Linked DNA regions of Homo sapiens: region 2 is linked to region 1. Evidence: chromatin loops called from intact Hi-C (ENCODE). Cell type or tissue: IMR-90. All regions are shown on one strand.

What was found. A loop is a pair of places that touch in the nucleus more often than their neighbours do. Peaks named below come from ENCODE experiments on the same cell type or tissue, not always from the same donor. Only the 100,000 strongest peaks of a DNase experiment are listed, where the experiment ranks them.
Region 2: a loop joins it to region 1, with 2.6 times the contacts of the local background. A loop is called at or near these places in 3 of 110 quality-filtered maps.

Annotation. Positions count from the first base shown.
Region 1 is chr6:127,097,095-127,105,094 of GRCh38, reverse strand. All of the region lies in intron 4 of LOC105377989 (a long non-coding RNA gene), which reads left to right. Among named protein-coding and RNA genes, the nearest start is that of RSPO3, 18 kb to the left of the region's middle. In IMR-90, a CTCF peak has its summit at 4,139; a DNase peak (open chromatin) is centred at 2,604; H3K27me3 peaks cover 1,063 bases.
Region 2 is chr6:126,177,555-126,185,554 of GRCh38, reverse strand. It overlaps a transcript of TRMT11 not described here. Among named protein-coding and RNA genes, the nearest start is that of CENPW, 160 kb to the left of the region's middle. In IMR-90, no CTCF peak of the experiment used is centred here; a DNase peak (open chromatin) is centred at 4,804; H3K27me3 peaks cover 382 bases.

The DNA.
Region 1 (8,000 bases):
GAAGGTTCAGCTTCACATTCAGCAGCATTTCCTGAGACCTCGTGTTCCAGGCCCTGTGCAAGGCACTGTGGCATGTTATCACATTTGTTTAACCAGTAGCTCTTCCCTCTAGATAGGTTGGCAGGTTATTCTCAACCTTTTCTTCCATGCTGTGCATCTTATTCACCCCTGGAATCTAAAATACATAAATAGTGTGTGTGTGTGTGTGTGTGTGTGTGTGTGTGTGTGTGGTGGGGAGGGAGGGTGAGTGAGTGATCAGTAGCTTTAGCTCTGTCTCCATTCCCCAAAATATTCACTTCAATAGGCCTTGCTACTTATAGGTAGTCCAGAGAGCAGAAGCACAGAGATCATCTGGGAGCTTGTTAGAAATGCAGAACATCAGGCCGGGTGCGGTGGCTCACGCCTGTAATCCCAGCACTTTGGGAGGCCGAGGTGGGTGGATCACCTGAGGTCAGGAGTTCGAGACCAGCCTGACCAACATGGAGAAACCCCGTCTCTACTAAAAAATACAAAAATTAGCCAGGAGTGGTGGCGCATGCCTGTAATCCCAGCTACTCGGGAGGCTGAGGCAGGAGAATTGCTTGAACCCAGGAGGCAAAGGTTGCAGTGAGCCGAGATCGTGCCATGGTGCTCCAGCCTGGGCAACCACAGTGAAACTCTGTCTCAAAAAAAAAAAAAAAAAAAGAAATGCAGAACATTAGGCCCCACCTCGGACCTGCTAATCACAATCTACTCAATCATTTTAACCATTATTTATCCAGGTGACTGAATGCATATTAAAGTTTGAGAACCCTTCATGATATAATCATATGAAAGAGCTTTTAACAGGACTATTGAGTAGGCTCAATTTCAACACAATTAAGTCAGAAAGTCTAGTGACTGGGGTATCTGTGTGGTTTAAACACTCTCCAGGAGATTATAGTGTGCACCCAAGGTTGGGGCACACTGCTCTGCTCTTTCCCAAAATGACATATAGATAAAAATTTCACAAATCCCTTGTAAACAAAGTAGATTTCAGAGTCTAGATTCAGAACCTATAGAATCAGAAATCATAATTTCCAGAAAAGAAAGCTGTTCATCTGTATATTTAACAAGCAACTCAGGCTCTATTTCTTTCATCTGGTGACCTTGTGGGAACTCATTTTTTCCTGTGTCCTTACATCCTTCACCAAAGGACAAGAGGCAGTGGAGTCACAAAGTAGGGAGACAAACATGGAAAGGAAAGAAATAATGTGAGATGAGAAATAGATTCCAAAATATCCAATAGGGTGGGGGCAGAGGTGGAGGTGGGACTCAAATCAGCCTGAATCCCTTTGTCACTATCAAGAGCCACTGCTGCACTTAGATGAGTGAATGATTCCCAACAACTGTAAATCTCTTTGTTTGAGAAAGGACTGATGTTGAAAGGGCACATTTCAGAGACGATAACCATGGTTTGGGGGAAGAGAGAGATCAAATCAGAATGGGTAACTTGACTGAGAGTCTTCTGGTTCATTACAAAGGGAATGAGTCAGTATTCTGTAGGACTGTGGGAAGCTGTCCTTTGGATTCTTTCTTTGCTTATGTGATTCTCAGTTTGAGGAATACCAATTTCGAGAATGTGTAGTCTCTCTACTGGTAAATGTAACACAAAAGTCAATAACACGTTTCTAATACTGGTATTGATTATAACACATTATAATGCATTATAATACATACTCATTGCATTTGTTCAATGTATCTGCTGTCTTGATATAGAGTACCGGGTTGGTTTGAGAAATTCTTTTTCATAAAATTATGTTAAGTTGTATTTCAAGAATTTTTTAAGACCATGCATTGATTTATAGAATTATTTATAGTTTTATTTATATTTTGCAGTAGGAGAAATACCATGTGTTTTAAATATCTACTTAAAAAAATACGCGGAGTACTCTACTAGGTGCTGCAGATAGAAAATAGAGGATAGAGCCTCCGCTTCTGAAGTGCTTAAAATTTATTTGGAGTCAGAGGTGTCAGAACTTATATGCACAAAAAAATTAGTAACAATGGAGCAGAGGATATGTTGACAGACAAATGGGAGATTTGGATGGTAAGTGTTAAAGGAGTTGAGAGTGCTGTTATGCCTGTGGGCATTGTGCTTTGTGCTATCCCTAGAAAACTTGCCAGTGTGAACTAAGAGACTATTTTTGTATTTCATTACCAATTCTCACTGTAAAACTTTAATGATTATTTAACTTCTCTGAATAATAGCTGAATGCAAATGCAATTAAAAAACATATTTTTTTGAATTTCCTTTGATGCTAAACTTAAAGGAAGTTTAGAGACACAATAAGTTATCCTTTCTAGTTTGAATATCTAGAGGAATTAAAAGACCCTAAGGTAATTCGCTTTTGTAATATGGACCCAAACTGGATATTTGGTTGATAACTATTTTCTTGCCTTCTCATTCTAGCAAGGGGTTGTGATTTCCCAACAAAGACAGAGAGTTGCAAAACAGCAGGACTTTGCTAGAGTTAGTAATTAATTAGGTGCTAAAAGTACCAGAGGCTCTGAGACACAGTGTGTGACTCAAAGGGATAAGAAGCACCCAGAATTTCAAACAAGTGTCACTTAAATAAACAGAAAGTCAAGTGAGTCCTGTCTGTGGAATGGGAAATGGTCAATTGACATCAGGAGCCACTATGCAACTGTGTAATACAACGTTATAAGGATTAGTCACGATATTTTGCAACTTGTGCATGACTGGAGGTTTTTTTCTCAGTTCTGTAGAAGGTGAGCAATTATCTGCCTGGTAGAATTCACAGAAGTCAAAATGAACTCTTAATGCACCATAGTGTTCAAATAAATAACCAGTCCTTCAGAGGTTCCCACCAGCTGACTTTCCTCTACCCCTTTAATGTATATTAATCAATCAAGTTAATTATTAATATTAGTAGACAAGCCAAAGCACTTTACTAATCAACTAATAGCTGGGGACCCAAGGCCAAGCAAGAGCTTTCATGACTGGGAGGAACATTCCAGAGAGAAAATTATATAAGTGGTCATTTTGTCTAAAAGGAAATGTGTTTCTCCTATGGAGTAGAAGAATTCCTGCATAAATACAGATAAGTGTTAAGGTGTTATTCAACTTAAGATTTTATGGTTTCTTTCCCATATTATTTCCAAGTTTCTTTATGTAACTATTTAAATTTTGAAGTGGTAGGTACTAAACACTGTAATAGGGTCTATCAACATAAGATAGTGGAAGATCATCAGAGCTCACAAATAGATCTATAGGTAAACATTATGTGTGTGTGTGTGTGTGTATGTGTATGTGCGTATGTTTTTTAAAATGTGGGTTCCCTGCAAGAATGGGAAAGGAGAAAAAAGATCTGATGTAACTTGATTATCCTCGAGTGAGTATTATTCCTATGAGGGATTTCATGAACATTTTTTATTATAATTAATATATGGTACAGAATGCTTCAGTGTAACATTGAGAACATTTTTGTTATGTTGAATAAGTCTGCCTGAGGTTGAAAATGCAAAACATGTAAAACAACTCTTAAATGTATTCAAGTTTTAAGAGTTTAGAAGAATTAAGCAACTCTCTGATTTTGCGCTTTTTTTTGCAATATAAAATTAATACATGTATGTCTTGCCATAAAGAAACATGTAACTTGCATATTTGCAAGTGAATATGTGTTCGTCAGAGACATGAGAGGCCAAATTTCATTGAATTTGGTTAGTAAACTTTAAATTGTAGACATAAATGTTTCATGACAGGTTTATTTGATTTGATGGCATGTATTAAATGCTAATTCATTAAAACATTATCTGATTCATACTAAAAAAGCTATTACTGCAAATTTGGAATTTTTTTACTTTATATTACAGAACCAGTAGTTAATTACTTTCCTTTAGAGATCTCTGGTCCTGGCACTAGTAGATGAATGAGTTGGAGTTACAAATCAGTAGTTGACTTAGCAGAAACATTTTAGCTGTGTCCATTAATAAAGACTGAATATTGTTTTTTCTTTTTTTTCTTTTTAAGACAACTTGTAGTTTTTTTTTTTTTTTTTTTTTTGGAGGTTGGGACAGATAGTTTCGTAGCATGAATGCTCCACATTTTAAAATGTGTATTGAGAAAGAATTTACTGGATCAAGTCTTTCCCATCAACATACTCTAGAGGGAGTCAAATCTAAGAAAGTTATGTTTAATGCATTTCAAGTGCTGTTGGTTTTTTAAAAATAACTTCCTCTTCTTGGTGACAATCTGTTTTGGCCCTCTTAGTTAATAAGGATGCAGTCCAGGAATTGGTTAGAACCGGGATCTAATGAGGCCAAGGTAGAGACTGATTCCATGTGTGAACCATTTAGCCACTTACAGAGAAAATACCCCTTCCCTTGGTCACAGACTGCTTGGGTCAGCATGTGAACCAATGCATACTTAGGCATGAATAGGGAGAGAGTGAAAGGTAGGATGTGGAGTAAAAGAGTATTTACAGGCCAGGAAAAACTACTCCTTCCCGAATGGAATAATAAACTGCAATATGGGTCTCAATAATGCCATTAGTTAGCTGTGTGAACTTGGAAACACCTCTTAACCTCTTTGAAATTCAGTTTTTCAATTGTACTAAAACGGAATTTTGAGCTAGAAGGTCTCAGGTCTAAGTTTTATGATATTATTTCGATAGAAGAAAGTTTATGGTTTGTATAAAAGTGTATCTTGAAGATCTGGGTATGAGCCAGTAGCTCCTGTAGAAATCTTGGAAGTCTGGGCTGGGCGCGATGGCTCACGCCTGTAATCTCAGCACCTTGGGAGGCCTAGACAGGTAGATCACCTGAGGTTGGGAGTTCGAGACCAGCCTGACCAAAATGGAGAAACCCTGTCTCTACTAAAAATACAAAATTAGCTGGGCATACCTGCCTGTAATCCCAGCTACTCAGGAAGCTGAGGCAGGAGAATTGCTTGAATCTAGGAGGCAGAGGTTGTGGTGAGCCAAGATCTCGCCATTGCATTCCAGCCTGGGCAACAAGAGTGAAACTCCATCTCAAAAAAAAAATAAAAATCTTGGAAGTCTAGCATTTTGTTTTTAATATACTTTTGTTCTAAATATTCTTGTATCATGCACAACTGGATTACATGTACTTCTGCCATATATCTCCTGTACTTTTTAAAACGTTTGTTCCTTTTATTGCACTATTTCTTTCACTTGATGTTTACTGAGCTTCTATTTACAGTTATAGAAACCTCACATGCTCTTTAGACGCAACTCAGCTGATGTGAACTCCATGAAACACTCCTTGTCCCTTCTTAACACTATAAGAATGATTTCTACTTTCTCTGAACTTCACTCAAATTTTGCTGTTACTTTTCTTTTGGCACTATCACTTTCTGCCTTACCTTATAGTTGTTTCTGGAACATGTCTTACTTGTCAATGAAACTCAAACTCCTTAAGTAGGTGTAGAGATCAAGGGATCTAAACTTTACATTCTCCATTTTAAGCAATGGGATTTGCTAATAGTAAATATTCAACACAAATCTGCTGACAAAAATCAATAAAAGAATGCTGCTTAAAATATCTAGTTTTTGAAAAATTATTTAAATAGACATGTAGTTCATTTTAATGAGACCATCAATTGCAGTTCCTCAGACTTTATAGTTCTTATGTTTGTGAGGAGACACTTTTAGCAAATTTTCTTTTTAGGAAGGGAGGGAGGAAAAATGCTTGGTATTATTTCTTTCTAACTTGTACATGCAAACTAATTTTAAGAACTCATACAGCTTCAGTTTTTTCCTTTGTCAACTTTTAGGTTGGTATCTACCCGAAACAGAGTTTGAGTGAATGTTTTTTAAAGATTTTCATACAATTTTACACCGTTAATCTTCTATAGCTCTTGATGATGAGGAGCAGCCAGCATTTTTCTCATCAGGTACCAATTTCTTTGTATATCTCAAAAGGACCAAATCTCCAAATAGAGTTGGGTGTGCAATTAGAAATTCTCACATTCAGTGCAAGTATGTGTTAGGATTTTCTTCAATAGCCTCTTAGGTACTGTGTAGCTTTTATTTCTATTATGCCTTCTCCCTATCTTTCTACTTTAATTTCTACTTTTTGTTTCTTCCTTTCAGCCCACAGTCATACAAGGCATTTATATAGTAGGTGCACAATGCATAATTTATTTGGTTTAATTCTCTCTGTTCTTTTCCCTTAATCAACACATGGAATTTTATCCAGGGGAAAGAGTAACATGTGGAGTTTATCCTCTTCATCTTCTATTTTAGCTTTTCTGTATTTCTTTCTTCAAGCGGCTGCCATTTCATTTCTTTTGAGTATTAGCTTACACTGTGGAATCCCCTCGCTTGGTAATTGCAAAGGCTTAAATCTCTGATGATAAATGTCAAGTGGTGGGGTTGAAACTTTTGGAAAGGAGGGCCTTGTTCATCATCATTTCCTTCCTTTTTCCCTTCCTTCTTCCTTCCCTTTCTTTTTCTTTTAAAGTCTGGAACTGACAAGTTGATATTTCAAGACTAATATCCTGAAATAAGGAGACATTAATGCCTAAAGTTATTTTCACAATCTAAAACTGAACATATCATAGCTATTATGTTTATCTACAAAGACATATAAGGCCAGTGTCAAGATCATTCTTCGGGAAAAAAATTAATGCCGTTAAGAATATTCTTCATGTAATCTGTGGGATACTTATAGCCATGAAAAAGTTTCTGGTAGTCTTTGCTGTTTTTAACCTGGGTGTATGTTTTTTGCTCATCATATTTTATATGTTTCTGGGTGAAGTTCATACCAAAGAGAGAAATAAAGGAACAGAAAAATATTAAATAACTATCTTTCATTGTAACTGAACATTTTTCTAAAGATGAATGATATGGACTTTGAAGGAAGATGTACATTTCTAAACTGCAATGATTATCTCAAACATGTAGATAATGACTTTGGAAAATTTGCTAAAGATTCTTGACATAGAGAAGAATAAGATAAGTTTCATTTATAATAATCTAGAAAAAATAAAAATATTTGAAGAAAAAAGCTGTGTTGGTGCACATGCAGAGACAGAGAAATAAGGAACTTATGTATACACCTACAATGTGCCCACAAAAATAAAAATATTAAAAAATAAGGAACTTAATCATAGTAAATTCTCTTTAAAAGTCTTATTTGAATTATTACTGGTGAATTTGTCTTGTTGTCTTTATACTTATGTTGAGTCTTGTGTCAAGATTTTTAAAAATCAAAAACACAGAAAAGCAAAGCTCCCAATGCATCTTCTTCATCAGCACAAGGATTCACACTCTTCCTCCATTCTTCCTCTCTCCACTCCGTTGAAAAATCCCAATGTTACCATGGTTTCTGTGATTTCAAAAATGATACTTTTTGCATCTCCCCAGTACTAAAAACCAAGAAAGTAGACTAGAATTTTTACTGCTATAGATAGCTCGGATGTTGTTACAAATTATTTATTTATTTATTTATTTATTTATTTATTTATTTATTTATTTTTGAGACAGAGTTTCACTCTTGCTGCCCAGGCTGGAGTGCAGTGGCACAATCTCGACTCACTGCACCCTCCGCCTCCTGGGTTCAAGCAATTCTCCTGCCTCAGCCTTCCGAGTAGCTGGGATTACAGGCATCCTCCACCAGGCCTGGTTAATTTTTTTTTTTTTTTTTTTTTTTTTTGTATTTTTGGTAGAGATGGGGTTTCACCATGTTGGCCAGGCTGGTCTCAAACTCCTGACCTCAGGTGATCCACCCACCTCGGCCTCCCAAAGTGCTGGGATTACAGGCATGAGCCACCACGCCTGGCCACAAATAATTTAAAGGAGTATTTAGAGTCAGACTTCCAGATTGCTCAGCCCTGGCCAACAGATTTTCTGCATAGACTCTAAAATCTGAATAACAGATTTTCTGCATAGATTTATATTTATCTATGCATCTTTGGGCTCTCTATTGACAGCTAGCAATACTTTGCATTATTAGATGAAAGTAATATCTTAGTTTGTGCATTGAGAGGTCTAAGA
Region 2 (8,000 bases), 920 kb after region 1:
TATTGATGAATGAGAGAATATTTAAAAATTAGAAAAGCATATCAGTAAGATAAAACAAGTGACCTCTCCTTAGAATACACAGGCTCAAAAGATATGCAATATGTATTTTAGGTGGATGTTAAGAATAGTCTGGGGCCAGGACATGCAAAAGAAGCCTGGCTCCTAACCAGGTCATTGCTCACCATTCTAGAAGCTGAAGAGTCCCCTGAAAAAAGAGCATGAAGAGTGCCAAAAAGATTTGTGATGGCTTCCTGGAGAAGACTGTAGGAGTAAAGATAAACTTTGCTGACCAAAACAGCTTATCTATACTAGTCCTACTGACTCTATCCTTCACTTAGAAATAAATCTTCATTACCAAATAAATATATGAATCAAGGAAAAAATGTGACTTATTTCCAGGGGATTGCCTGCAAATACCTCCCCTACTCACCTACCATGTTTTCTCCTTTCTCTTGACCTTCAAGATCTACAATTAGAATTACTCTTTGAATTAGAACAATGTTCCTCAAACTTGAGTGGACCAGGAAGAAAGACATGATCTCAAAGACCCACAGTGTTAATATTACATATACTTAAAGTTGTTTAATAATGTGCAAACACAAAACCAGGTCTGTCACTCCTTTCTGCTTGATCCCACACAAGCTGCTGTCCCTGTTTCGTGTTTTTGGACAAGGAAATTCTTTGTCAGGCTGCCTCTGATTGCATTTAACCCTAGTTACTATGCAGCCTCTCATCTTAAAGAAATACTTTTCCTCCATAGTGACAACAACAGAGAGCCAGGTTCAGGTTCACCCTACTCTTGGAACCCACAGAATCCTCCTACAACACTGGCTGGGTCTACAATCTTTCTCAGCTACTTTCCTTCAGTTGAGGGAGCCCAAGAAGGTCTGAAGGAACCAAGAGAAAGCACCAAGAGAAAGATACAGGGGGAGAGAAAGGGTCAGACAAGCAAGTTATTGCCATCAAGGGAAACAGGCAGCCTCAGTCTGCATCCCAGCTTCACCATATTGGTTGTGTGATTTGCCATTCTGAGCTTCAGGTTCTTCACCTTTCAAATAAATAATAACAATAATTGAAGTATTATATGTAATGTTTCTGGCATAGTATAGCAGTTCAAAACCTGTAACTGTTACCATGATTATGCTCTGGACTTCAAAGTAAGAACATTGTCACCTAATGTCCCAAAGCTTCTATTTAGCCAGTCAGTGACCAATATTTATTAAGCAGTGGAGAATTAGAGAACACATATAATATACCCTCCTTGCCTTCAAGTACTTATTTCAAAGAAGACCTCTAGTGTATCAAAGTACAATTTTTGAGAGGTATAGAAAAAACTAGAAATCAAAAATCCTGGATTCTTAACATAGTTTGCACTGTGCATTACCTGTGCTTCATAAGGTAATCACTTCACAGTTCTGAGTCTCATATTACTCCTCTTTAAAGCAGAGATCATGTTTTGTGCTATGCCTACCTCAAGGATTATTATAAAGCCAAATAAGATATATTAGGGCATTAATAAATATAATCTATTATTATTAGTCATTTTCAAGACCAAAATGACATCTCATCCAATTATCTCATTTTCCAGATGGCAAGACAGAATCCCATAAAGGCTTCATGATTAGTCTAACAACATACAGCTAGAGCTGCGACTCGCACTAAGGGCTGAGGTAACTCTCTCTCAGGTTGCTCGCATCAGCTTCCCCTCCCTCCCACCCTCCTTCCCCACGTATCGTCCCCAGTGCCTTAAAAAGATGAAGCACTCTATAAGTGCTAACAGTTAATCTATAATTCTTATTAAAAACGGTGAGCTGATAGAGTAGGAAAATAATCAGAGTTTAGAGTCAGGGAAGGTTCCATAAAGATGAGTTCCCAGAGCAGGTGCTCTGCAGATCACAGGATCTCATTTCAATTCCCTGTCCAGTACCATTGCTTACACGCACAGCAATAAACTCCCCCAGCATTTAGCACTCCCTGGGACCTCTTTAAAAGGCCCTCCACTCTTCTAAACTGCCCAAGTAGGCTAATTAGTGAGGCTATCTGAAATCCTTTACTCCAACTGTTCAGATAGCTGCACACTTTGGGGACCTACCAATTGTTTCCCGCTTTCCATGAGGTGGCTTATTTTGGTCAATGCAACACCCCAACACCTCTGCCCACTCCTGAAAACTCTCACCCCAGATCATCTGGGCCTTATTACAGAAGAAACTTTTGCTCTCAGTACTTTTAACTTGGAGTGCTATTTGGAAAGACTCGGCTCATAAAAAGTCTTACAGTTCCTTTGTTGGCCTTATCATGACCTGAACATTTTGTTAACAAAGCACCCTGTTAATGTTTTGACCACAAGAACTAATGTGCTTGGGGTTGATGGTGTTGCCAAAGTGATGCTTGCTCCTAAAAAGGGAAAGTTTTAATTCTATTTTCAAAATAAGTCATCTTACCCCTGCTATATTAGGAAATGTCATCAATCAGTCTACGAAGCCTGCAGTGGGTGGGTGGTGTTGGAGGGATGGGTGTGTTAATTCACTTGTTATTCCAGTTTCCCAGTTTCACAAACCTCACCTCCCTGTAGGGGGCAGGTGAAGTTCCAACAGCCCCAGTTGAAATGGGCCTGAAATTGGCCTTTCAATTACAAAACATACAAAGGTATTATCAGTGGGTGCAGCCAGGCTGATACCTAGTGACTGGGCAGAGATTGCAAAATAAAAAAGGTGATCTGAGGGTCAAAAGACAGACAATGATTCAATTCATTATTTCCTGGGCAAAGTCATTCTCAGCTCAGGAAATCCCCAGAGTCCTAAGTTCCAAAAATAATCCCTCTAAGAGCAAATCTTTAAAGCTGTCTGCCTACCTGCACAGGAATGAAGGCTGCAAGCTCAAGTCAGGAGGAAATGTAGTATAGTATTGTACAAGGTGTCCCAGAGAAGAGGCTTAAACACCTGGAAAAGGGTCACACTGCATGGTGGGGTTGGGGGAGTCAGGGGTCAGGCTACCATACTGATCTCAAGCACAGACCCCATAAGGGAAGATGACAAAAAGGGGTCCTCAAAAAGAGACCACTAAGGCCTTCAACAATCAAACCCCATTAGCCCAGATGCACAGTAAAGCAGTCTATACCAGGTCTTCCTGAGTGGTAAGTCCAAATCCTCTTGAAGAAACGACCACCAAGAAGTGGGAAAAAAAGAAGAAATGCTACCCAAGTCAGCAAGGCTCTATTCACAGACAAACTCCCTTCAACCCTTCTGCTTTGCGAGGATATGCTGATTATCACAGGATCCCCCATCGGTACCTCCTAAAGAGCACCTCTTCCTTCCCCAAAATCTTTCCCTCAACCCTGAAAAGTCATATTCTTTACATCCTTTTTGTAGAAAGGTTCTCAATCCCATTCTGCTTTGATGCACCTGTGCACTCTAGAGTTTATGTTAATACGTAATATTTACATTCTATAAAGTTATAAAAGCTTTCATGTTTTATATGCTTTATCTACGAGGTTGTTATCTCCTGTCTTATCTCCATCAGTCTGTAAAATCATTGATAGTAGAAACTGTCTACAATTTCTTTTGAATCTGTCTTTTCAGACCAAGGAGTTTTATCTTGAAATATCTGTTTTTGACAGGATGACTTGCTATGTATTTGGCAAACTGTATTCCTTACCTCTAAGTGTTAACAAAAAGCCATTAAAATAATAGAATTAATAAAGGAAAGGAAATAAGGCTAGTAAGAACTTTGGCTCAGTAAGCTGCCTCAGTTGCCTCAGCTCTCCTGAAAACAGGCCAGATATTAGAACACTTTACACTCACAGGATACTAACATCAATCCCAGTCTTGGAAAACACCCTCTTCTTCTTCATCCCCAGAGCCAACATGGCTGACAATGTTTTCTATTAACTATCATAATCACAATCCCACTGGAACAATGGTGCCCTTTTCTTTTAAATCAGAGTTCACCTTGGGCAATTTACATTCCTGACCTTTTAAGGTAAAGCCTTCTTGCTCCTTGGTCCAACCCACAAAACCCTTTGATATGTAGGAATCTGTATTAGGGTAAAAACAGTTGGTAACATGACCCAAGAGGCCTAAATTGAACAGAAACTTCTCTATCACTGGAAGAAATCAAACAGAAGTTAGGTGATAATCTTAAGCAAGGCTGTTGTCAGGGGAATTTATAAAATGAGGACAGGAGTGGGACTAACAATTATCACATGCACTTCCAACTATTAGGGTTTGGGATTATGAATGTTTTAACAAAAATAAGAGGATTTAGGTGAAACATTTCTACCAGCCTGGTCATGCATTAAGCCAGAGGAAAATTTCACCCAGACACAAAATCTTAATTCAAAGCAATAATTGGGAGTGAAAACATTTCTATTCTTAACCTCACAGCAAAGATTCAAAAAATAATCTAGAGCAAGTTTCCAGTAACATCAAGCACTAAAAGAGTTTCATGTTTTTAGCCAGAAGTAATCACTAAAATATTCCTTTAAAAAAAAATCCTCTTTCTAAATGTGTGTCCTATTTATGGAACAATGAGCAGTTTAAATCTTGAGAAAATTGTGTTCTTGTAAATACTTATTACGTAAATATAAAACATAAAGTAAAATATAATTTGTTTTAAAATTTCCAAACAAAAGATTTTACTGCTCAGGGAATGCCCTTTGCGCTTTAAACTATTAAATTAAGTTGTGTAATTAGTTGGGCTTTGTCATCAGAGTCATGTTGCTATTACATGAAAAGACAATAGGACAGAACTTTAGCAGTCAGAGTAAGACAAGCAATTCCCATGACTCGTAAACCACAAAACTGTGTGGCCAAGTGACTAAGGCATCAGCACCTGTCTTAGGCTCATATTGCCACATGCGTAAGCAGTTGTTGAAGAAAAATAGATAGTAACTCATTGATTTGAATACTGTCTTAAAAGTATATGAATCATTCTTGTTTCTATATGTTATAGCTCTGACCTAAACTTACTACCTTCTTTACAGTAATCCATTTAAGGACTAACATGTTAGGAATTACTGTGTTTATAACTCTAACACTAAATTTTCTTTGCCAAATTTTCCCTGCATAAATTTTCCTGGCCTCCTGGCTATAAACATGATAAACTACACATCCTTGCTAAATTGTCCTTGCGTCCTTTCTGAGAACATGATAGACTGTGTAATGAATGAAGGTGATACTAGGTTCACTTGGCTAATGGCAATAATTACTATGGCTTGGACAAGGTATTTATCACTTATACAGAATATTTAGCTCTCTGGTACAAATTCTGATTTGAATGGCATAAAATATACTCAGGTATATTTTTAAAAAATTATAATACATATTCACAATAGGTAATCTTTGTAGATCATCTAAGATGACCAAATAAAATATTTCTGAAAATATAACCTCACGAGTCAATGATCAAAAAATACAATGATTGAAGTTTTGTCTATAAAGTTATATCTTTTTTCCAATTTCTTTCATTCCAAACTATTTTTTCAGTCCTTTATCACGTAGCATATTCTATTCTAACAAAGGAAATTTGATTCAGGCATATTGATTTATTATAGTTTACAAATAGGTTTTTCTCCTTTCTTATATAGAAACTGGTTTGACAGAGTTGGATATAATCTATAATTGAAAAAAATTCAATAAGCATGAATTTAGTTTGTGTGTTTTTAAATTTTCTTCCCTAATTATTAGAGGTAAGTTAAAATGTGTTCATATTTTTTAGGTGTTTGAACCTTATAACAATATTTCAGAAAACAGAAAAAGTTTAAAATCATTTTACTTGCTTGAGTGCTAAGTGAATATCTTTGAAAAGTATATACTTCACTCTCATTTGTGAGCTGTCTTATAGTTATTCTTCGCTATATGTGAAACCTGACATGTAGTCTTTCAGTTTTGTCATCCTATCTGCTCTTGCACTTTAGTTAATATTATTTGGTAGAAATGCCATATTTTGATTTTTTCATGACAAGTTAATCTTTGGGGAAATGAAAGATTAAACAATGGGAATGAACAGTCAGAAAAGTAGAAAAAAAACTTTGTTCAGTGTGATATCCTGGAAGCCAAGTGAGGAATGTTTCTAAAAAGAGGACAGGATCAACACTGTCACATGCTGCTGATTTGGTACAGTAAGAGTACTCTGATGGGTTCAAACAAGTTCAATCAGAGCATGTATATATAACTATGCTCTTTCCAACTCTACTTAAATAACAATACAGAAATTTTTAAAGATCTGAACCCACATAGATAAAGAGAATGGAAGCAGGGACCACAGCAGAGGAGCAATATTGACAAAATCTTGAAAGATGAAGAGTGAATAGATAAGCAGTAATTCACTTAATTGAAAGCAGAGAGCCTCAAGCGTTCACAGGAAGGAAGAAGGTCCACAAGAAGTGACACAATTTCTTCTGCAGAGCCCTAGAAAGGACCAAGTTTGGGAGGTATAGTATACCTCTGAAGGCACAGTGGAGGCAGGTGGGTGGGGGAGCTGATAACTTTAATTTTGAAGTAATTGGTTGAAATTTTGTTTAAGGAAAAATTAGATTCCTCCAATCACTTCCCAATTTCAGATATCCTAAAATTACCCCTCCTATATACCCTGATAGACAATAAGAATAAAGAGAATTATCTAAAGAATTCTAAACAGAGAAGTTTAGTATGTTTTTCGGGCAGAATTGAAATTGGGGCTGAAATTCCAGACTAAAAACCTAGACTATTAAATTAAAATGTTTACACTGATAATGTAACTCCCAACCGCTTCCCTGACTAGATCCCAGAAAGCTGCTAGCCAGGTTTATGCTCCCCAAGCAGGAGAAAAGATGAAACTGTCTGGGGTCAAGAAAAAAGACCTAGACACCAAATAAACAGCTGGTTTTCTCAGTTTTTCTACATGGTGACCCTAAGGAAACATGCGCTATACATACTTAGGATTTCAATCAACTTGTCTTTCACATAAGGCAGAACAGAAAGTATCTAGCATAGAAGTCAGAGTCTACAATGCATAAACAGAATAAAAGTAACTTAGAAGAGACAGATATATTGTATGAAGAAGAATATAGTCACAGCTATGTTTCCCTGGGAGGTAGACTCTGAAATGGGCTTGAGCATGCAAGATATTTATTAGGGAGTCACTTTGGAGGGGACAAAAGCAGGGGTGGGCTAACAAAGAAGGCAAGCTGCAAGGCCAGTCCCATGACAGCCTCAGCCTCAGTGTCTGGGGCTAGAACAGCCCTTCAGAACTCTCCCACATTGGGCCAAGATGGCCAAGCACTCATAGCTCACATGGAACAGTCTTTGGGTGTGGCTACCTCAAAAAGGGAAGGTGATCTTGGGCAACAACTCTTTCCTTGAAGGGTGATCTGAGTGTTGCATCCAGTGCCTACCATAAAAACTTTAAAGAAACTATAATAAATAAATTTAGAAAGCTAAATAAAAGCACTATTCCATCTGATGAAATAAGAAAATAATGTTATGTATTTTTTAACATAGAGTATTCTGAAAACATAAGATCGCTCTTGAAATTTTAAAATATAACAATGGAAAGGGTTAAAGAGAATCCCCAGTTTGATAGTAAGGGGAAGACCCTGGACCAGAGCTTGCAGTAGGCACAGGGAACAACCAGTTGTGGGAGGAGGCAGCCAGAGGGCTTAAGGGAAAGGGGATGGATACTTTGAAAAAAATGAAACTGATGGATCACTTATTATATTTGCATTGAGAGAGGCTGTATACCTTGGATTTGGGGGATGAATCAGTAGTAGAAATATAAAAATCAGCTAATGAAAAAATCGTGCAATTTTTCATTTAGGAAAGCAAAGAGTTGAAAAAAAAGGTCAGAGCACCCTTCTGAGCTCAGCTGTGTATAGTATTTATGTAGTCATAATAAAGCAAACACAGAATAGAGGTTAAACCAAAAATGGTAATTTACCAGCATTTAGAGGCTGAGGAAATGGGAAGTATATATTAAGTGGTGTGGGGAGAGTTGATAGGGCTGGATTCTTTTCTCCAATAAGA